4 separate regions of the Homo sapiens genome follow, and regions 1, 2 and 3 are each linked to region 4. The links are chromatin loops, found by intact Hi-C in ENCODE. Cell type or tissue: dorsolateral prefrontal cortex. All regions are shown on one strand.

Region 1 (5,000 bases), 180 kb before region 4:
CGTATTTTTTTGGTGGAGACGGGGTTTCGCTGTGTTGGCCGGGCTGGTCTCCAGCTCCTAACTGCGAGTGATCCGCCAGCCTCGGCCTCCCCAGGTGCGGGGATTGCAGATGGAGTCTCGTTCACTCAGTGCTCAATGGTGCCCAGGCTGGAGTGCAGTGGCGTGATCTCGGCTCGCTACAACCTCCACCTCCCAGCCGCCTGCCTTGGCCTCCCAAAGTGCCGAGATTGCAGCCTCTGCCCGGCCGCCACCCCGTCTGGGAAGTGAGGAGCGTCTCTGCCTGGCCGCCCATCGTCTGGGATGTGAGGAATCCCTCTGCCTGGCTGCCCAGTCTGGAAAGTGAGGAGCGTCTCTGCCCGGCCGCCATCCCATCTAGGAAGTGAGGAGCGCCTCTGCCCGGCCGCGACCCTGTCTGGGAGGTGAGGAGCGTCTCTGCCCAGCCGCCCCGTCTGAGAAGTGAGGAGCCCCTCTGCCCGGCAGCCGCCCCGTCTGAGAAGTGAGGAGCCCCTCCGCCCGGCAGCCACCCCATCTGGGAAGTGAGGAGCGTCTCCGCCCGGCAGCCACCCCGTCCGGGAGGGAGGTGGGGGGGGGGTGGTCAGCCCCCCGCCCGGCCAGCCGCCCCGTCCGGGAGGGAGGTGGGGGGGTCAGCCCCCTGCCCGTCCAGCCGCCCCGTCCGGGAGGTGAGGGGCGCCTCTGCCTGGCCGCCCCTACTGGGAAGTGAGGGGCCCCTCTGCCCGGCCACCACCCCGTCTGGGAGGTGTACCCAACAGCTCATTGAGAACGGGCCATGATGACAATGGCGGTTTTGTGGAATAGAAAGGGGGGAAAGGTGGGGAAAAGATTAAGAAATCGCATGGTTGCCGTGTCTGTGTAGAAAGAAGTAGACATGGGAGACTTTTCATTTTGTTCTGTACTAAGAAAAATTCTTCTGCCTTGGGATCCTGTTGATCTGTGACCTTACCCCCAACCGTGTGCTCTCTCAAACATGTGCTGTGTCCACTCAGGGTTAAATGGATTAAGGGCGGAGCAAGATGTGCTTTGTTAAACAGATGCTTGAAGGCAGCATGCTCCTTAAGAGTCATCACCACTCCCTAATCGCAAGTTCCCAGGGACACAAACACTGCGGAAGGCCACAGGGTCCTCTGCCTAGGAAAACCAGAGACCTTTGTTCACTTGTTTATCTGCTGACCTTCCCTCCACTATTGTCCTATGACCCTGCCAAATCCCCCTCTGCGAGAAACACCCAAGAATGATTAAAAAAAAAAAAGAAAGTGTTAATGACAGATTTGCCTCCATTAAAAGCCAAGAAAGTCAAATTATTCAAATTCTGTCTAGGGTATATATGAAAGATTTAAATGTAAAATAATGTTGTGAATTTCAACACATTTACTTCATTTTTCAGTATTTTTCAACTAGTTTAGCATTCCAGGAAAAATAAATTTAGAAAAAATATATAAAAACTTGCGCAGGGCACAGTGGCTCATGCCTGTAATCCCAGCACAGGCCTTTGGGAGGCCAAGGTGGGTGGATCACTTGAGCCTGGGAGTTTAAGACTAGCCTGAGCAACATGGGGAGAGCCTGTCTCTACAAAAATAATTTAGGAATTAGCTAGGCATGGTAGTGTGTGCTTGTAGTCCCAGCTACTCAGGAGGCTGAGGCAGGAGGATCCCTTGAGCCCAGGAGTTTGTTACTGCAGTGAGCTATGATCTCACCACCACACTCCAGCCTGGGCAATGGAGCAAGAACCCCTCTCCTTAAAAAAAAAAAAAGCAAGTATATGGGGGCACATACATTTCCTTTGAAATAGCAGTCTGATGTGGCATGAGACTGGCCTTTTTAAAAAATTTGATATTTTGTTCATCATTGATTTTTTTTGCATTGATTTTGATTTTTAAAAAATGTTGCATTATTATTGTTATTGTTATTATTGTCACTCTGTCACCCAGGCTGGAGTGCAGAGTCTCCCTGAGTTCAAGTGATTCTCCTGCTTCAGCCTCCCAAGTAGCTGGAACTACAGGCGTGTGCCACCTCACCCTAATTTTATTTTTTATTTTTATTTTTTTTGTAGAGACAGGGTTTCGCCATGTTGGCCAGGCTGGTCTCAAACTTCCGACCTCAAGTGATCCACCCACCTTGGGCTCCCAAAGTGCTGGGATTACAGGCGTGAACCACCGCGCCTGGCCAATATTGCATTAAATATTCTTTTATCTTGATTGCTGCATTTGGGGCACACATTTACATTTGGTACTGGGTGAATACAGCTCCCTCTGGCCAGGCTCCAGCCAGCCCCACTCCTCCAGGGTGAAGTCCACCGCCACATCCTTGAAGGTCACTGATTCCTGCAAGGGCCAGTTTCATTCTGTGGAGTGGCACGTCCTTCTGGAACTTGGGGGCAGAAGTGTCAGGGGTCAAGAGCCCACAACAGCCCCCTGGGCTGGAACATTCTGATTGTGCAGAATTGGGATGCCTGAATCCAACTGGCCTATGGGAACCTATCTAAGGCAGAAACTCGCCCATAGGCACCTTGGTAGAAAGTAGAACAAGGAGCCCTTTCACATGACTCTTTACTGCCATCTGTTGGGAAGTCATTGTAATATACCAATTAATTTAGTATATGACAGTTTATCAAACTGCCTGCAAACTGCCACCAATGTATGAGGTATAAGGTGGGAGTCCTGCCTGGGATGAGGCACACTTGTGCAGTGCATAACCTGCACAGCTCTAAGTGACAGCCCTAAAAAATGCTTTTTTTTTGAGATGGAGTCTCGCTCTATCCCCCAGGCTGGAGTGCAGTGGCGCAATCTCGGCTCACTGCAAGCTCCACCTCCCGGGTTCACGCCATTCTCCTGCCTCAGCCTCCCGAGTAGCTGGGACCACAGGCGCCCGCCACCACGCCCGGCTAATTTTTTGTATTTTTAGTAGAGACGGGGTTTCAACGTATTAGCCAGGATGGTCTCGATCTGACCTCGTGATCCGCCTGCCTCAGCCTCCCAAAGTGCTGGGATTACAGGCATGAGCCACCGCGCTCAGCCTAAGAAACACTTAAAGAAAAATCCGTCAAGCCGTTTTGTGCAGGAGATATTCGCAAGTCCCATTCTATCCCAGACCCCATCCCTGATCCTCACCCCCATTCCTGACTCCAGAGATGAGGCTCAGGGATGAAGCAAAACCATCCATTGCCCACTTTGCCTGGTAACTGAAAGGCTGCAGTGTTCGATGAAAAATGTTTAGACTGCGCGACATGGTCCCAGCTCAGAGCATTCTGCCTCTGCCTCCTGCCCCTGGGCACTGCCCGGCTCCCCTCTCCTCATACCCCCTTTCCCAGTATTGGAAGAGTCAGGAGACCTTGAGATCATGCACAGGGATGAAGAGGGCCCACTGGAGTCCACAAAGTTATCCTGGGGAAGAGGAAGCCCAGACTCACCTGGCCCTCGGCCATCAAGGTCCCATTGGCCATTGCTGGGTTCTGGGCATGTGCCTCTGGGAGAAGGGTTCACGCCAGGGCCCGAAGAGCTGGAGGAGGAGACCACAGCAGAAAAAGGGTCATTTGTGACCCTGACAGACAGATGCTTTCCCCAAGACTCCTGGTCACGGAAGGGGCCATGGTCCCCTAAGAGTCAAAGCAAAGTCCCAGGACAGGCCACCTGAGGCCCCCATTCCATACCAGTGACAACAGCCAGCAACCATGAGGCTGTCTCACCTCCCCGACACAACAGCTCTCGGACGTGGGAACGATGGTTACCCCTAGATGAGGACATTGAGGCACAAGAGGTCAAGACTTGCTCAAGTTCATGGAGACAAAAAGTTTCAGAGAAGTCTAGCCACAGGGCCACCCCTATCTTTTATATATATATATATATATATTGTTTTTTTTTTTTTTAGATGGATTCTCACTCAGTGTCCCAGGCTGGCTGGAGTGCAGTGGCGCCATCTCGGCTCACTGCAACCTCCGCCTCCCAGGATCAAGCAATTCTCTTGCCTCAGCTTCCTGAATAGCTGGGATTACAAGCACCTGCCACCATGCCTGGCTAATATTTACATTTTTAGTAGAGATGGGGTTTCACCATGTTGGCAAGGCTGGTCTCGAACTCCTGACCTCAGGTGATCTACCCACCTCGGGCTCCAAAATTGCTGGGATTTTAGGCCTGAGCCACTGTGCCTGGGCCAGGGGTTCTTATTTATTTATATAATTTATTATTTTTTAATAATACAGACAGGGTCTCTCTATGTTGCCCAGGCTGGTCGCGTACTCCTGGGCTCAAGCAATCCTCCCACCTCGGCCTCCCAAAGTGCTGGGATTACAGGCATGAGCCACCACACCCAGCCTTGGCAAAGATTCTTAAAACTTTATTCCATAAACTGGGACTTCCTGCCTGGTGGGGTAGACAGGCTGTATAACAGCCCCCAGAGATATCCCTGGAACCTACAGATCTTATCTTATATGGAAAAGAGACTTTGCGGAAGGGATTAAGTGAAGGATCTTTAGATGGGGGGAATTATCCTGGATTATCTGGGCGGGCACTAAATGCCTTCACAAGTGTCCTTATAAGAGGGGGCAGAGGAGAGTCTGACACAGGGCAGAAGAAGGCCATGCACCAGAAGCAGAGAGCAGCAGAGGCTGAGAGAGAGGACGCTACACTGCTGGCTTTGATGACAGAGGAAAGGGCTACAAGCCAAGGAAAGCAGGCCCCTGGAAACTGGCAACGAGGCAGCGAAACAGATCCATCCCTGGAGCCTCTGGAGGGAGCATGGCCGTGCTGACCCCTTGATCCCTTTGAATCCCGCTTCCAACTTCTGGCCTCCAGGATTGTAATATAATAAAATTGTGTCATTTTAAGTGTGTGGCAATTTGTTACAGCACCATGGGAAACTAATACAGTCCACAGAATGAAAAGATGCAGCACCTCACACACATTTCCCAGGCGAGAAGCCATACACATCCCCGGCTACACAGAACACACACACCTGAATGCTGAAACTAGTGCATGAGGTGTTTTTTT
Region 2 (5,000 bases), 74 kb before region 4:
CCCTGTCTCTGGCTCTGTCCCCTGTCTCTGGGTCTCTGTCCCCCTCTCTCTGGGTCTCTGTCCCCCTCTCTCTGGGTCTCTGTCCCCTCTCGATGCATCTCTGTCCCCTGTCTCTGGGTCTCTGTCCCCTGTCTCTGGGTCTCTGTCCCTCTCCATCCTCCCAGCTCACGTGTCCTGCGTCCCTGCAGCTGAACTCCTTCGAGCAGCTCTGCATCAACTACACCAACGAGAAGCTGCAGCAGCTCTTCAACCACACCATGTTCGTGCTGGAGCAGGAGGAGTACCAGCGTGAGGGCATCCCCTGGACCTTCCTCGACTTTGGCCTCGACCTGCAGCCCTGCATCGACCTCATCGAGCGGCCGGTGAGCCCCAGGCCCCTCCCAGCCCACACTCACGGTTCAGATCCGTCTCTCCCAGCATCTGCGAGACCAGGGTCTAGCTCCTCCTCTGCTGGGCCTCAGGATGCCCCATGGGTTCTGTGGGGAAGGTGACAGCACCTGCTTCCTCGATCTTTTGTGACCATAGGTGATTAGGGCCCAGAATGTGCCTGCCACAGGGCCCGGCTCAAATCAATCGGTTAATCAGAGCTCTCACCGTAACTGTTGTTCTCACGTTTGTTTTTTGTTTGTTTGTTTTGTTTTGTTTTGTTTTTTTCTTGAGACGGAGTCTCGCTCTATCGCCCAGGCTGGAGTGCAGCGGCGCGATCTCTGCTTACTGCAAGCTTCGCCCCCTGGGTTCACGCCATTCTCCTGCCTCAGCCTCCCGAGTAGCTGGGACTACAGGTGCCCGCCACCACGCCCGGCTAATTTTTTGTATTTTTAGTAGAGTCGGGGGTTTCACTGTGTTAGCCAGGATGGTCTCGATCTCCTGACCTCGTGATCTACCCGCCTCGGCCTCCCAAAGTGCTGGGATTACAGGCGTGAGCCACCGTGCCTGGCATCTCACGTTTGTTTTTATGTCCAAGTGTGACTTATAAGAGCTAAAAATCAGCAGCCACCTGAGTGTCCAATATGTGGGGATCTGACTTACTCTCCCCCTGCTGTCAATGGCCAGGCCAACCCCCCTGGACTCCTGGCCCTGCTGGATGAGGAGTGCTGGTTCCCGAAGGCCACAGACAAGTCGTTTGTGGAGAAGGTAGCCCAGGAGCAGGGCGGCCACCCCAAGTTCCAGCGGCCGAGGCACCTGCGGGATCAGGCCGACTTCAGTGTTCTCCACTACGCGGGCAAGGTAGGGGCTGGGGCCGGCCTTGGGGCATGTGGGAGTGGGGATCAAGGGATCTCCACTGGCTACAGATGGGGGGAGGGTGCAGAGGGAAAACAGGGTCCTCCTGAGGTCCAGACAAACAGAGCAGGGGCTAGGAGAGCCCAGGGAGGAGCAAGGATTCTGTCTGATGGGATCACCAAAAACTTCCTCAAAGAGGTGATATTTGCAGTGGGTTTTGAGGGATGGGTAGGAGTTCATCAGGAGGCGATCTATGTGCATTTTATCCACTTATTCAGCAGATATGTGCGGGGTGCCATTTGTGTGCCCAGCTCGGGGCCGAGCAAAGCTGGATACACAGATCAAACATGGTTTCTGTCCTCACAAAGATCCCTATCTGGGAGGGAGGCAAATACAGACGATCAGGATATAAGGTTAATAGGTCTTTCAGTGGAGGCAGCTGAGGGTAGTGTCAGAGCCCAGAAGAGAAGTACCTGGGAAAGCTTCACAGAAGAGAATATGCTCAATCTCAAATCTCAGTCAAGGGCCGGCAAACATTTTCTGTAAAGGGTCCGATAGTAAATAGTTTCAGCTTTGTGGGCCAGACGATCTCTGTCACAGCTACACAATTCTGCTGTGGTCACACAAAAAGAGCCACAGATAATACATAAGTATCTTCAAGCCCCCAGGGAAAAAGAAAGGAAAAACAGACTGAGAAACAGTTTCGAGGGCTCTCTTGCCCCCAGAAGGGCCCCCATGAGTTTGACTATGAAGACATAAATGAAGGTTCTATTCCTATATATATATACACATATATATATACACACATATATATATACACACATATATATATACACACTACACACACACACACACACACACACACACACACACACACACACACACACATATATATATGTATTTTTTTTTATTTGAGACAGAGTCTCCCTCTGTTACCCAGGCTGGAGTGCAGTGGCACGATCTCGGCTCACTGCAATCTCCGCCTCCTAGGTTCAAGCAATTCTTCTGCCTCAGCCTCCCCAGTAGCTGGGATTACAGGCACCTGCCACCATGCCTGGCTAATTTTTGTATTTTTAGTAGAGACAGGGTTTCACCATGTTGGCCAGGCTGCTCTCGAACTCCTGACCTCAGTTGATCCACCCGCATAGGCCTCCCAAAGTGCTGGGATTACAGGTGTGAGCCACCGCGCCCAGCCCTATTCCAGTGAAAGTATTTGCAAAAAGAGGTGGCAGGCTGGATTTTGCCTGTGAGCCATAGTTTGCTGACCCCTGGTTTTGATGATGTGGACCAGGCAGCCCCAGAGGATGGGTGAAGGGTGGGAAGGGCTCTCCAGGCAGAGGGAACAGCATAGACAATGGCTGGGAGGCAGGAGATTCCATGTGTTCTGTGTCTAGCCCTCAGTTTCTTCCCCAGACATACTCCAGAACTCCCCCTGTACCCAGCCCTCTGCTAGGCCGTGAGTCAGACCTGGGCCCTGCCCTCGGGGGACCGCTGTCTGGTGGGGGGCACATATGCAGAGAATTGTAGCGGCCAAGATCGTGACTCTATGGAGCCCCACAGCAAAGCCCTGAGTACCCAGAAGGAGCCAGTGGTGTGAAACCCACAGAGACAGAACCCCAGGTGGCAGGAACCGCAGGGGTAAAACCCCGAGGTGGGAGTAAGCTCGCATGTTTGAGGAACAGTGCGGAGGCCAGGGTGGCTGGAGCGGAATGAATAGGAAGAAAGTGGTGGTGGTGGAGGTCACAGAGGTGGCAGGGGGCATAGAGGGGAAGGAGAGAGAGGGGACCATGCTGGTGGGGTGCAGTTCAGAATATGGACACAAGGTGGCACCAGTGCTCGCTTGTCCATGGTGAGCTCCAGACCTGGGAGTCTCAGAGCTTCTGGAAGGCTCCTTAGGAAATCCAGAGAATGTCTGAGCCTGCAAGTCATCGCCCTCCTCTACCTGACTTCATTCAGGTCGACTACAAGGCCAACGAGTGGCTGATGAAAAACATGGACCCTCTGAATGACAACGTCGCAGCCTTGCTCCACCAGAGCACAGACCGGCTGACGGCAGAGATCTGGAAAGACGGTGAGGACCCACTTCCCCCACCCCGGCTCTAGGGGTCTGTGCGGCCATTCTCCAAATCCACAGCGTGAGCACCTTTGTTTCAGAGGCGGAGGTCTGAACCTGAGTTTTCTGCTCAGACCCAGAATAGCCAGTGTCACAAATAGTATTTCAAATCAGTGATGGATGGATCCATAGATTAATTGATTGACTATTGATTTGATTGATAAGCCAGCATCCTTCTCAAGGATAAAGCACTCCGCCTTAATCAGAAACGTGGCAAAGATACCCACTAACACTACTGTTAAACATCGTTTTTTTAGCAATACTAGCCTATGCAATCAGACCAGAAAAAGTATGAATATCGAACAGGAAGAAGTAAACTTATTATTTTTAGATGGCCTGTGTTCCCTAAACAATTAGGAGATTTGGCTGGGCATGGTGGCTCACACCTGTAATCCCAGCACTTTTGGGAGGCCAAGGTGGGCGGATCACTTGAGGTCAGGAGTTCAAGACCAGCCTGGCCAACATGGTGAAACCCTGTCTCTACTAAAAGTACAACAATTAGCCAGATGTCCTGGTGCATGCCTGTAGTCTCAGCTACTAGGGAGGCTGAGGCAGGAGAATCGCTTGAATCTGGGAGGTAGAGGTTTCAGTGAGCCAAGATTGTGTCACTGCAATCCAGCCTGGGTGACAGTGTGAGACTCTGTCCCAAAAAAAAAAAAAAAATTCTACTGAGAAATAATTTATAACAATAAGAGAACACAGAATGATGATCTTTTGCAGGTCAGTCAACTTTTAGGCTTTGCTTTCTTTGTTTTCTTACAAAGTTCCCTTCACGCCCCCAGGGAAGAAGAAAGAAAAAACAGACTGAGATACAGTTTTGGAGGGCTTTCCTGCCCCCAAAAGGCCCCCATGAGTGTGACTGTCTTTTTGGATTGACACTTCTAGGGGTCATAGGCAGAGATGCCAAATGCCCTGTGGTAGGACTCTGACCTTTTCCAAGCCTTTTCTGCCACTGCCCCTGCCCCCCCATCCTTAGAGGAGGTTTGAGAAATGGTTTTAGAAAGCTGGCAGAACTGGCATCCTGTTTTTTCCAGGTTCCAAGTTTCTGGCATTTGTCAGTTTGCCTTAATCTTTTATTGACATGAAAAGGTAGCTGTAGAAATACCAGTCCATGCAATTTGGCAAGAAAACAAAATGAGCGGCCAGGCGCGGTGGCTCACGCCTGTAATCCCAGCACTTTGGGAGGCCAAGGTGGACGGGTCACCTGAGGTCGGGAGTTTGAGACCAGCCTGACCAACATGGAGAAACCTCATCTCTACTAAAAATACAAAATTAGCTGGGCGTGGTGGCACATGCCTGTAATCCCAGCTACTCGGGGGGCTGAGGCAGGGGAATCGCTTGAACCCGGGAGGTGGAGGTTGTGGTGAGCCGAGATCGTGCCATTGCACTCCAGCCTGGGCAACAAGAGTGAAACTCTGTCTCAAAAAAAAAAAAAAAGGAAAAAAAAAGAAAACAAAATGAGCAAGGTGAGTGGTTCCCAAAACACACTCACAGAGCAAAACAGCATGGAGGGTCTTGATCTTGTGAGCTCATGCTAGAAAGATAGATTTTATTTTTATGTCTCATATAGTATTTACACAAGGAGATTGGAAAGCAGAGTTTGATGTTCAGGAACAGAACCAGATTATGCTACGAGAATCATCTCCCGGCTGAAAATCTGCTGCCC
Region 3 (5,000 bases), 120 kb before region 4:
TGCCCTCAGCACCCAACTCCAGCTTCTCTTGTCTCTTTTCTGCCCATCTCTTATCTCCCAACATTTCCTTTCATATTTCTTTGGCTTCTTGCTCGTACGCTAGACTTCGTATGTATATAGTTTCTCTCCTGCATGCTGTTTGTAGGACAATAAATGGCAATAGTCATGATAATCAGTATTTTCTTTTTCTTTTCTTTCTTTTTTTTTTGAGATGGAATCACTCTGCCACCCAGGCTGGAGTGCAGTGGTGCTATCTCCGCTCACTGCAACCTCCGCCTCCTGGGTTCCAGTGATTCTCCTGCCTCAGCCTCCCGAAAAGCTGGGATTACAGGCGTGGGCCACTATGCCTGGATAATTTTTGTATTTTTAGTAGAGACGGGGTTTCACCATGTTGGCCAGGCTGCTCTCGAACTCCTGACTTCAAGTGATCTGCCTGCCTCAGCTTCCCAAAGTGCTGGAATTAGAGGCGTGAGCCACCGCTCCTGGCCAGTACTTTCTTATTCAGCCTTTTCCCTGGTGCCAGGACTGTACTAAGAGCTTTGTAGGCACTAATTCACTTAATCCACTCAATACAAGCACTCATTACCATTTACTCAACAAACACTTATTAAACACCTACTGTGTGCCAGGCACTGAGGATTCGGCACTGAACAAAATAAAGATCTTTGTCCTCGTGGGACTTAAATTCTAGTGAGGAGACAGATGATAAACAGATAAATTAGCAAACACTCCCAGTGCTATGAGAAAAAGCAAAGCGGGGTTAAACGAGAGAGAGTGATGAGAGGAACTGTCTTATATAGGATGGCCAGGAAAGGCCTCTTGGAAGAGGTGATATTGGAGCAGAACGGATGATGTGGGAGAGAGGTTGTCATGCAAAACCTGGGGAAGAGCATTCCTGGTGGACCCAACAGAGAATGCAAAGGCCTTGGGGCAGCACCAGGCCTCCTGGTTTGAGAAATTGAGCCAGTGTAGCTGGAGCAGTATGAAGGGGAGGGCCTGGGGGTGAGATCAGAGAGAGCAAAAGGGCCAGCCACATCCCGCAGGACCTCATTGGCCATGGTGAGTTCTTAGACTTTTACTGAGTGAAATGGGAGCCATGGAAGGCTCTGAACAGAGGAAAGGCCCCATCTGAATAGAGTAGACTGTAGGGAGAGCAAGGGTGAAGGCAGACAGTCCATCACTCCCATTTTACGAGTGCAGAAATAAATGGAATCTCAAAAAAGTCCAGCAACTGGCCTGAGCCCACACAGCTGCTGAGCAGCCGAGCCAAGCTGGCAGGCCTCCTTGGGTTCAGTGGAGCCATTCCTTTGTGCCCTTGGCTCTTTTTATTTTCCTTTTAAATAGAGATGGGGCCTATGTTGCCCAGGCTGGTCTTGACCTCCTGGGCTCAAGTGATCCTCCCACCCTGGCCTCCCAAAGTGTTGGGATTACAGGTGTGAGCCACGGCACCCTTCCAACCTTGGGAAGTCTTTTGGCTCTCCTGAGCCTCAGTTTTCCCATCTGTAAATTGTAAATGGGGAATCATTACCACGTTTGGGCATAGCATGGCGGTTAAAAGCACAACTTCTGGTTGGATCTGAGTCCTTGCTCTGCCATCGGCCAGCTCTGTGACTTTCTGCAATTAACACCCTCTTTCTAAGCTTGGGGTTACCTCATCTAGAAGATGAAGATCTTAATAGCACCAATTTCAAGGGCTTCGTTGTAAGGATTAAATGAGATCATGCAGGTAAGGCGCTTAGCACAGCTCCCGGTCTACATCGAAGTGCTTGATAAACGATCATTGTTATTCCGATAGTATCACGGCCCACACCTCCCCGGTGGGTGAGAGCCTGGGAGGGTGCCTGGTACATGGTCTACGTTCGACAAAAGTGAATTCTGTCTCCTGTCTCTCCTGCCCGCCGGGTCCCGGGGGACCCAGGCATTCCGGCCTTCGGTCGGCCCCCCCACGCCGGCCCTTACAAAGGCCCCCATTCATGCCTTGCGCACAAAGCGGCCCATTCACCCTGGCCCCTTGGGCCTCCCGCCCCCGGCCGCCCCCCGCGCCTCGCTATTGGTGGCGCCCCGTGCCCATCAGGCCTCGGCTTCCACCCCCGACCGCGCCGCCTAGCTCCGCGCCCGGGCCGCGTTCTTTTCCCACGGCTGGCACCCTTCGACAACTTCTGATTGGCCCAGCCCGCCAGCCGCTCTTTTTGATTGGCGGCTCCCGTCCCCCAGGGGCGGGGCCGTAGCTTGCCGCAGCGGGCGCCGATTGGCCTCTGCTGCTCTCTTGGGGGCGGGGCTGTCCTGGCGGACACGCCCCTCTTTCTCCCCAGGCCGAAGCCTCGGGACGGCCCTGGAAGCCGGTGAGTGCCCGGGGCCGGCAGCCCTCCGGGGGCGGCGGAACGGGACTGAGCCAGGGGAAGCTGGAGCCTGGGGGCTGCGATCGGGGCCCGGGAGCCCGGGCAGGCGGCCGGGGACGGCGGGGAGGTGACGCGGACACTCACCTTGGGCGCGCAGCGGGACGGCGGCGAGGGAGGTGGGGGGGCGGGACGTCTACACTCCCCCAACTCCAGTTGCCGCCGTGTGCGAGGCCCGGTCGGGGTCCTCGTTGTCAGCCCCGGGCCTGTTCCGCAGAAGGGGAAACTGAGGCTGTCTTTGGAACCTCGGCCGCTTTAATACCTGAGTCATCGCCTCCAGTCCCCCGCCCCCAGCATGACATGTCTCTGTTCTCACGTGTCAGAATCGGAGGCCAGAGAGAGGGGTCGTGACTGGAAGAGGCGGAGGGGTAGGGAAGGACATATTTGAGAACCTATGATGTACTTGGACGCTTTTATTTTTTATAACTAAATAATTTCCTTTCCTTATCGTGTTGACTCGAGGTGAGTTATATTGTACCCATTATACAGAGAGGGGAAGGCTGAGACTGGGCCGAATTGGTGACTGCAGGGGGACCTGGTGGAGAAGAACACTCCAGAGACCAACTGTGTGCTGGGTCCTTTAACCTTTTCAGTCCCACAGGAGTCCCCTAAGGAAAGCGGTGGTCCCTGTGGCATAGATGGGGAAGCAGGTTGGTAGTAATCACCAACTGGGACGCAGAAATTCATGTCTTTAGGGACCTGCTACAAGTTCTTTCCAGACCCCCTCCTTTAGAATGGCAGAAAACGGTATAGGCTTGAATTCCAGACCTCCCTCTTACGCTGTGTGATCTTGAGTGCCTTACTTTGACCCTTCCTGCCTCAGTTTCCACATCAGAGAAATGGACATGCTGATCACCCCTATGTCATTGGTTGTTGAGGTTATTCTAGGCCGGGCGCAGTGGCTCAGGCCTGTAATCCCAGCACTTTGGGAGGTGGAAGCGAAAGAATCGCTTGAGCCCAGGAGTTCGAGACCAGCTTGGGCAACACAGCGAGACTTCGTCTCTACAAAAAGTAAAAGAGTTAGCCGGGCGTGGTGGCGTGACCCTGCTGTCCCAGCTACTCGGGAGGCTGAGCAGGGAGGATCGGTTGAGCCCAGGAGGTCAAGGCTGCAGTGAGCCATGATCGTGGCATTGCACTCCAAGCTGGGCAACAGAGAGAGACCCTGTCTCTCCCTCTTTTTTTTTTTTTAAATCATTTTATGATCTCAAAGAGCTGTTCTAAGAGGAGAAAATACCCGACACATAGTAGGTACTCTTATCACCATGTAGTCTTTATTTCACTCCCGAGACTGAAGCTCAGGACAGAATACCATTGTCCTCTTCTTTGGTACTCTTACTGTCTATAGATTTTGTTGTTCCCTTCCCGCAGTTGGGAAACTGAGGCTCAGGGAGATTAATGATGAAGCACTGGGCTGGGGAACTTTCTGAACGTCGTTTTATTAATTTCACTGGCCGCAATGCACAGCAGGGAAAGCTGAGGCCCAGGAAGCTCCAGCGGGGTTTGAATCCCGGGAATCCTCAGCCTTCTCCGCGGCGGGCCCTCGACCTTTGCCCTCCATAAGGGGGAGGAGCCCCTGGCGCCGCCGCCGCCGCCGCCCACCTGGCAACAGGCTCAACCCCCGCCTTCCCCCGGCCCCCGTCAGAGGCCCTGAAGCTCCAGGCCCGCCCCGTTCCCAGCCGGGCAGGTGCTGGGTGACATCAGAGCCGGGCTCCCGCCCTGTGACGCGACGGGGCCCCGCCCTGCGCTGGACCGCGGAGGTCGCTGCACCTGAAGAGAACGGGGATTCCCGCGCCCTCACCCCATCTCCCCGCTCCGGTCGGCGCCCCCAGGTAGCCCCGAGGATCTGCGAGTTGAGGGGGCGGCGACACAGGCGCTTGGGTCCAGGGGAATGGGTACGGGGCTCTCAGACTCCTGGATCTGAGAAGGGGCCTTGGGGGCCGGCTGTCCCAGGTCTGAGGAAGGACTGCGCCGCGAGCCCGAACTTCTGGGTCCTGGGGGAGGAAAGGACTGGGGCCAGGACTGCAGAGCTGGGGTCTTAGGGGAGGAGGGGGCTGCAAGCCCGGATTCTGGGGTCTGTAGGAGCAGGGGCTGGGGGCCTGAACTCCTGGGTCTGAGACAGGAGGGCATTGAGTACTGGGACTCCGGAAACCCAGCGCTAGAAGCCAGGGTCAGACGGCTGGATGCCAAGGGCCCCAACCTCTGCCCCAGGGCGGATCCCTGGCTGCTTTTCTTTTTCAAGCCCAGCAGTCTCGGCCCCTCCCAGGGCAGGTGCTTTCACCTGCCCAGGTGACAGTAATTAGCCCTGGCAGAGTGTTCCTGCTGGTTGAGGAAGGGTAGGGCAGTCAGAGAGGCTCGGCCACTTGGAGCCAAGGCCTGCAGGCCCTGCCCGCCCCATCAGGGCTGTGATCCATCTTCAGAACTCAGCATCCTCACCTCTAGCCCGGCTGCAGTGAGGTGAGGGGGCCTGCACTTCCCAATCCATAGGAGGAGGGGGCTGGGGGCTCAGACTCCTGGGTCCTGGGAGAGGAGGAGGCTGGGAGCTCGGACTCCTCAGCCTGGGGAAGGAAAGGGCTGGGGGCTTGGACTCTTGGCTCCAGGGAGGAG
Region 4 (5,000 bases):
ATGGGGATGTTCTTGAAGTAGGTGTGGTTGGAGCCCAGGATGTCATCGGGGTCGGCGCCAATGCGCTCAGCGTAGTAAATCATGGTGGCGAAGATGAGCACCCCCAGGGCCAGGAAGATGATGAGCAGCAGGAACTCGTTGGTGCTGGCGCGGAGCGTGTGTCCCAGCACGCGCAGCCCCACGAAGTGCCGGGTCAGCTTGAAGATGCGCAGGATGCGGACGAAGCGGACCACCCGCAGGAAGCCCAGCACGTCTTTGGCGGCCTTGGAGCTGAGGCCCGAGAGGCCCACCTCGAGATAGAAGGGCAGGATGGCCACACAGTCGATGATGTTGAGGCTGCTTTTAAGAAACTCCACCTTGTCTGGGCAGAAGGTGATGCGCATGAGGAACTCGAAGGTGAACCAGACCACGCACACCCCCTCCACGTAGGTCAGGAAGGGCTCCGTCTCCACCTCCACGTTGGTGATGTTCTCCGGAGGTGCCCCGGGGATCGGGGAGGCCTGGGTCACCGTCTTGTTGCTAATATGGATGAAGCCCTCATGGGTTTCCAGGCAGAAGGTGGTGATGGAGATGAGGATGAAGAAGAGGGAGGCGAAGGCCACATACTGCAGGGCAGGGAGGGAGAGAGAGGGGGAGAGGTGACCTAGGCATCAGGTTGGCCATAACATCCAGAAGACCCTTCCAGTGCCCCCTTCCCCAGCCTCCTGGGCCCAAACTCTGGGCAAAATCCAGGTGTCTCAGCCCTGTGGCTCCATCACTTCCAGAATCCCATTCTCCCCTCTAAAGCTAGCAAAAAGGGAGAGAAAGGAACAGAGGCAGTTGGAGAAGAGCTGGCCCCAGCAGACGCAGCAGATGGGCAGCTTCTTTCCTTGGAAACATTTCTGGCCCCTTGCTGTTTCCTAGACCACCTCCCCCCACCCTCCTGTTCCCTGTGTCCTATTTCAGGGCCCCCCAGCAGGGTCCACGGGTTCTGCTGTGGGACGGGAGCCGCCAGGCCTAAGATCACACATCCTGTGTGTCTCGGAGGCTTTAGGGCTCAGCTTGGAGCTGGGCAGACGGGAAGGGAGAAGGCGGGCAGGGAGGCAGAATCGTGAGGTGGTTAAGAGTCGGCGAGCCTGGGCATGAATCTGGCTTTTAACCTGTCAAAACTGGGCAAGGAGACTGAGCTTTCTGAACCAGAAGTTTGTAGTGGGATTGTTGTGAGGATTAAATTAGATGAGCGTACGAAGGACTTGGCTCCAAACACAGTGCTTGGAGCAGTGCCTGGAACACAGTAAGAAGACCTGAGCTGTTGTTAGGGTATGCAGGCAGCAGTTAGTTGGGGGGCAAGGTCAAGGCCTCACCCAGAGAGGACAGGGCAGTGGTGGTGCCACAGAGGGGAGGTGGGGGTCCGGGCCCTTAAGGGAGGAGGGGTTGAAGGGTTAAGCCTGCAAAAATGGAAGAGGAGATAAAAGAGGAGAGTCAGGCAGGGTTTAGGGCCCTGAAGAGGAAGGAGAGTCACTGGCCTGGACATTGTGGGAAAAGGCAGAGCCAGGGCCAAAGAGAAGTTAGGGCATTTGCCAAAGGGGCAGAGAATGAGGGGTGAAGGGTCCTGAGCCATTTCAAGATGGGGGATAACCAGAGTCCTGCCACACAGTGATGTGGGTTTTGATGAAGGCCTAGAAGAGGAGGGAGTGGGGTCAGGGTCTTGGAGAAGGAAAGCAATGGGCCAGGCCCCTAGAGATGTCATGGGCTTTATCAGATATGCAGAGGGGTGGGAGGGGAGAGGAGTGCATTGGAGAGGGAAGGAAGACAGGTGTTATAGTAAAGAGAGGGTTTTAATCCTGCGGGTAGTGGAGGAGGGAGGGCATGGGGAGTTTTGCTATTAATCAGGGGCACAGAGCACGGGGAGGCCACTGCTGGACCACAGAGAGGACCTTGGACTTTGGGGTGGGCCAAGGGCCAGCACTGTCCCTCTGTGCACCCCCCTTCCTCCACAGGGGTTGGGCTCTGGGCTTGACTTCACTGAGGTGCAGAGCTGGGAAGTAGTGGGTGGAGAGTTTCGGGGCCACAGAGAGGACCCTGGACGTTGGGGTGGGCTGGGGGCCGGCGCAGGTCCTCTCTGAACTCCCCCCCCACCCCCACCTTCGCTTCTCTGCAGTGGTTTAAGAGGCCAGAGGCCTTCGCAGAGCGCATGCCTAGTTCCCCGCCCCCTCCGAGCCGGGCGCGCGGCGCTAGCTGCGGCACCGCAGTGGGGGCGGGCCAGCCGGGCCGGGGGGCGGGGCGCACGGCGGCCAGTACCGCGGACAGCTCCCCCGCCGCAGTGCGCAGCCGCAGCGGCTAGGGGCCGTCTTAACCCCTTCCGGGCCGGAGCCTATTCAACGCGCAGCCGCAGTGTTGCTGCTTTCCGGCGGGAGGCCAAGGGCCAAGAGTCTAATTAACTCCTTCCCTCCCAGGGCACAGGGAAAGGTGGGCACCCGCCGCAGTGCGCAGCTGCAGAGGCTGGACGGCGTCGGGCTGGTTTAACCCCTTACTCCAGAGTGTGTCAAAAGCAGAAGGGGTAGGAGGGCATGGAGTCTCTGTAAGAAGGAAAGGAGTGATTACGAGGAAGGGGGCGGGGGCAGGGGGCTGTAGGGTCGGACCCTCCACTTTGCTTTGGCCTCAGCTCCCAACTCTCTCAAGCCATATCACTGGGAGGCTGGAAAGGGCTCGGCACACCTTGGACACCCAAAACACATTGGCGGAGTAAATGAGTATCTCCCGTAGCTGTCCCGAACACCTAGCCTGACCATCACAGAAGAACTCTAACTTCATCCCGCTCCTCATCTCAGCACCCTTCAATGGGGTCACAGGAGAGAAGGGCGCCCCGGCCATGGGGGAAGGAGCCGCTCAGTGTCTTGAGGGGGCATCCAGGGCCATGTCCCTTCCGCACCTCCTCTTCCCCACCTCCCCCCATCCAACCCCAAATCTCGCCAACTCAGCGCTTTCTGGGGACCAAACTTTATGCGGTGGCTCCAGGCGTCCCCCCGCTCCCTCCCCCGGCGCGAATGCGGCACTGCGGCTCCGCGTCCTTCCCGGCTCAGGACGCGGCACGGTGGGGGGAGGGGGCCAAGACCTGCTCCTCTGTGTTTGGGTACCCAGGAGCCCAGGAGGGGGTCTTGGGATCGCTCTTATTTCCCCCATTTCCAATTGCCCCCATTTTGCACTGCCCCCCTTTTCCACCACATTCTCCCTCCGGGGTCCCCGGGACAGGGAGGAAGTTAGTAGGAGGAAATGGTTCAGGAGAGAACCCAGGGGGAGGGTAGTCATTTAGCCTAGGAAGTTATGGATGCTTGAGGAAAGTTTTCTGGGAGCGATGGAGAGAGCTTTGGGGAAAATCTAGAATTTGGAGAGAGAGAGAAGGCTCTTTGGTTCACTTTGATGGAGGGGGACAGACTGAGGGGCTAGGTTCTGGGTTTTGCACGGCGGGGGGGGAGGTTCGAGAAAGGAAGAGGGCAGGTGGAAGGAATCCCAGGGCAAGGTAGAAAGAATTGTAAGTTATTTTGAGATGAAAGTTTTAGGGCTGATGACTTGAGGGGCCTCCCAGGGTTTGAGGTTAGAAAAAGTTCTAGAGCAGGAGGGAAAGTCACTTAGACTAGGAAACGGGCTGTGGGGGCTTTGGATGGGGGGAGTCCCAGGGATAGAGAGTGCACTGTGCAGTTAAAATGATGGAGAGGAGAAGCTGCGAGGATCTATGGAGGAGGAAGAACAATTCTGGAGGACATGTGAGGGTTCTGGAGAGGAAAGGCATATGATGGGGGCATGGGATGCTTCTGGAGGCACTGAGGAGGAGTGTGAAAGGCTTGGGGGAAGTCTGGAGCTTTATGGGGAAAGTCCTTGAGATGGGAGTTGGCGTGGAGGTTGAAGAGTGTTAAACACAGAGTGAACACAGAGGGGGCCTGGAGGTTCCAACGGAGAAGATGCCCCAAGACTCAGTATTGCAGTGAGGGGGAGGTGAAAATGTCCAGGCAAGAACAAGTGGAGGTTTAGAGGGGTCCAGAAGGCTGTGAGGTTGGGGTGGGGGAGTTTTCTGAGACTCTGAGAGCAGAAGATACTGCAGGAAGGGAGTGGAAAAAATAATCAGAAGATTCAAACTTGGAGAGAGAGGTCTTCTGGGAGACGGGCCACGGGGTGAATCGGGGAGGTGCTGGGAGAGACTGAGAGTTGAATAGGGGGCCCCAGAGAGTCTGGAGAAGGCAGGGAAAGTGGGGGTCAGGGCTCACAGGGCCTAGGAGAATTTGAGGGCTGAGAAGGGATGTCTTCTGAGGGGCTGGGGAAGGTCCAAGAAACCAAGGGCTGGACGGTGACCAAGAGTAGTGAGAAGAGATTTGATGGGGCCCAGGAGACATGAGGGTTGGGGAGGGTCTCAGAGGAGCCCAGGAAAGGTGGGGACCGGGTTGTTCAGAGAAGCACGGGAGATTCACGGTCTGGAGGAAGTGTCTAAGCGTCTAGGGTGGCCTTGGCGGGGGAGGGGGAACTTTGGAGGGGTCTGGAAGAGCCCGAAGGTTGGAGATCCGTCTTTGGAGGATCTGGGGGATGGCTGCGAGAGGGGGGTGTGTTCGGAGGAGCCCAGGAGACTCAGGATTGGGGAAGAGGCTTCTAGGAGACTGAGAAGCCTAGAGGGACCCGGAGGGTTGGAGCTGGGGCGCTCCTGGGAGACTGGGGGCGCCTGGAGAGGCGGGGGTGGGGTGGATGGGGGCCCCGAGAGCGCGCTCACCCTGGCAGCCCGCGACGAGTAGGGGTCCTCGAAGAGCGCCCACACGCGGGGCTGCCAGCGGCGCCACCATGTGCCGCCCGCGCCGCCCGCGCCCCCTGGCGGCCCCCCGGCGCCGCCGCCCGCGTCCTGGAAGCAGAGGCGCTTGAGCTCGCCGCCCGCTCCGTCCAGGCCGCCGCCGCCCGCGCCCGCCTCGTCGTCCAGGCCTCCGTCGTGGGCGCCTGCGGCGTTGGCGGCGTTGGCGGCGCCCGCGGGGTCGGGCGCCTCG

Evidence for each region. Hi-C counts contacts between places; a loop is a spot of excess contacts. Peaks named below come from ENCODE experiments on the same cell type or tissue, not always from the same donor. Only the 100,000 strongest peaks of a DNase experiment are listed, where the experiment ranks them.
Region 1: a loop joins it to region 4, with 4 times the contacts of the local background. A loop is called at or near these places in 6 of 110 quality-filtered maps.
Region 2: a loop joins it to region 4, with 6 times the contacts of the local background. A loop is called at or near these places in 10 of 110 quality-filtered maps.
Region 3: a loop joins it to region 4, with 6 times the contacts of the local background. A loop is called at or near these places in 5 of 110 quality-filtered maps.

What each region holds. Positions count from the first base shown.
Region 1 is chr19:50,140,603-50,145,602 of GRCh38, forward strand. LOC105372436 (a long non-coding RNA gene) reads right to left here. Exons shown (of 3, transcript XR_936021.4): 2 at 3,425-3,513. Among named protein-coding and RNA genes, the nearest start is that of SNAR-D, 2.8 kb to the left of the region's middle. In dorsolateral prefrontal cortex, CTCF peaks have their summits at 2,575 (motif pointing left) and 2,776; no DNase peak of the experiment used is centred here.
Region 2 is chr19:50,249,462-50,254,461 of GRCh38, forward strand. It overlaps MYH14 (myosin heavy chain 14), which reads left to right. Exons shown (of 43, transcript NM_001145809.2): 14 at 189-362; 15 at 1,054-1,227; 16 at 3,178-3,292. Among named protein-coding and RNA genes, the nearest start is that of MYH14, 48 kb to the left of the region's middle. In dorsolateral prefrontal cortex, CTCF peaks have their summits at 3,030 (motif pointing right) and 3,229; a DNase peak (open chromatin) is centred at 3,036.
Region 3 is chr19:50,201,330-50,206,329 of GRCh38, forward strand. It overlaps MYH14 (myosin heavy chain 14), which reads left to right and starts at 2,293. Exons shown (of 43, transcript NM_001145809.2): 1 at 2,293-2,342. It overlaps LOC124904746 (a long non-coding RNA gene), which reads right to left and starts at 2,647. Exons shown (of 3, transcript XR_007067298.1): 1 at 2,484-2,647. RefSeq lists a silencer at 4,015-4,114. In dorsolateral prefrontal cortex, a CTCF peak has its summit at 2,118; DNase peaks (open chromatin) are centred at 1,300, 2,122 and 4,022; H3K4me3 peaks cover 3,537 bases; H3K27ac peaks cover 3,204 bases; H3K27me3 peaks cover 673 bases.
Region 4 is chr19:50,323,478-50,328,477 of GRCh38, forward strand. KCNC3 (potassium voltage-gated channel subfamily C member 3) reads right to left here. Exons shown (of 5, transcript NM_004977.3): 1 at 4,736-5,000; 2 at 1-605. Among named protein-coding and RNA genes, the nearest start is that of KCNC3, 3.4 kb to the right of the region's middle. RefSeq lists silencers at 2,146-2,245, 2,256-2,385, 4,763-4,852 and an enhancer at 2,517-3,038. In dorsolateral prefrontal cortex, a CTCF peak has its summit at 2,276; a DNase peak (open chromatin) is centred at 2,294; H3K4me3 peaks cover 3,848 bases; H3K27ac peaks cover 2,192 bases.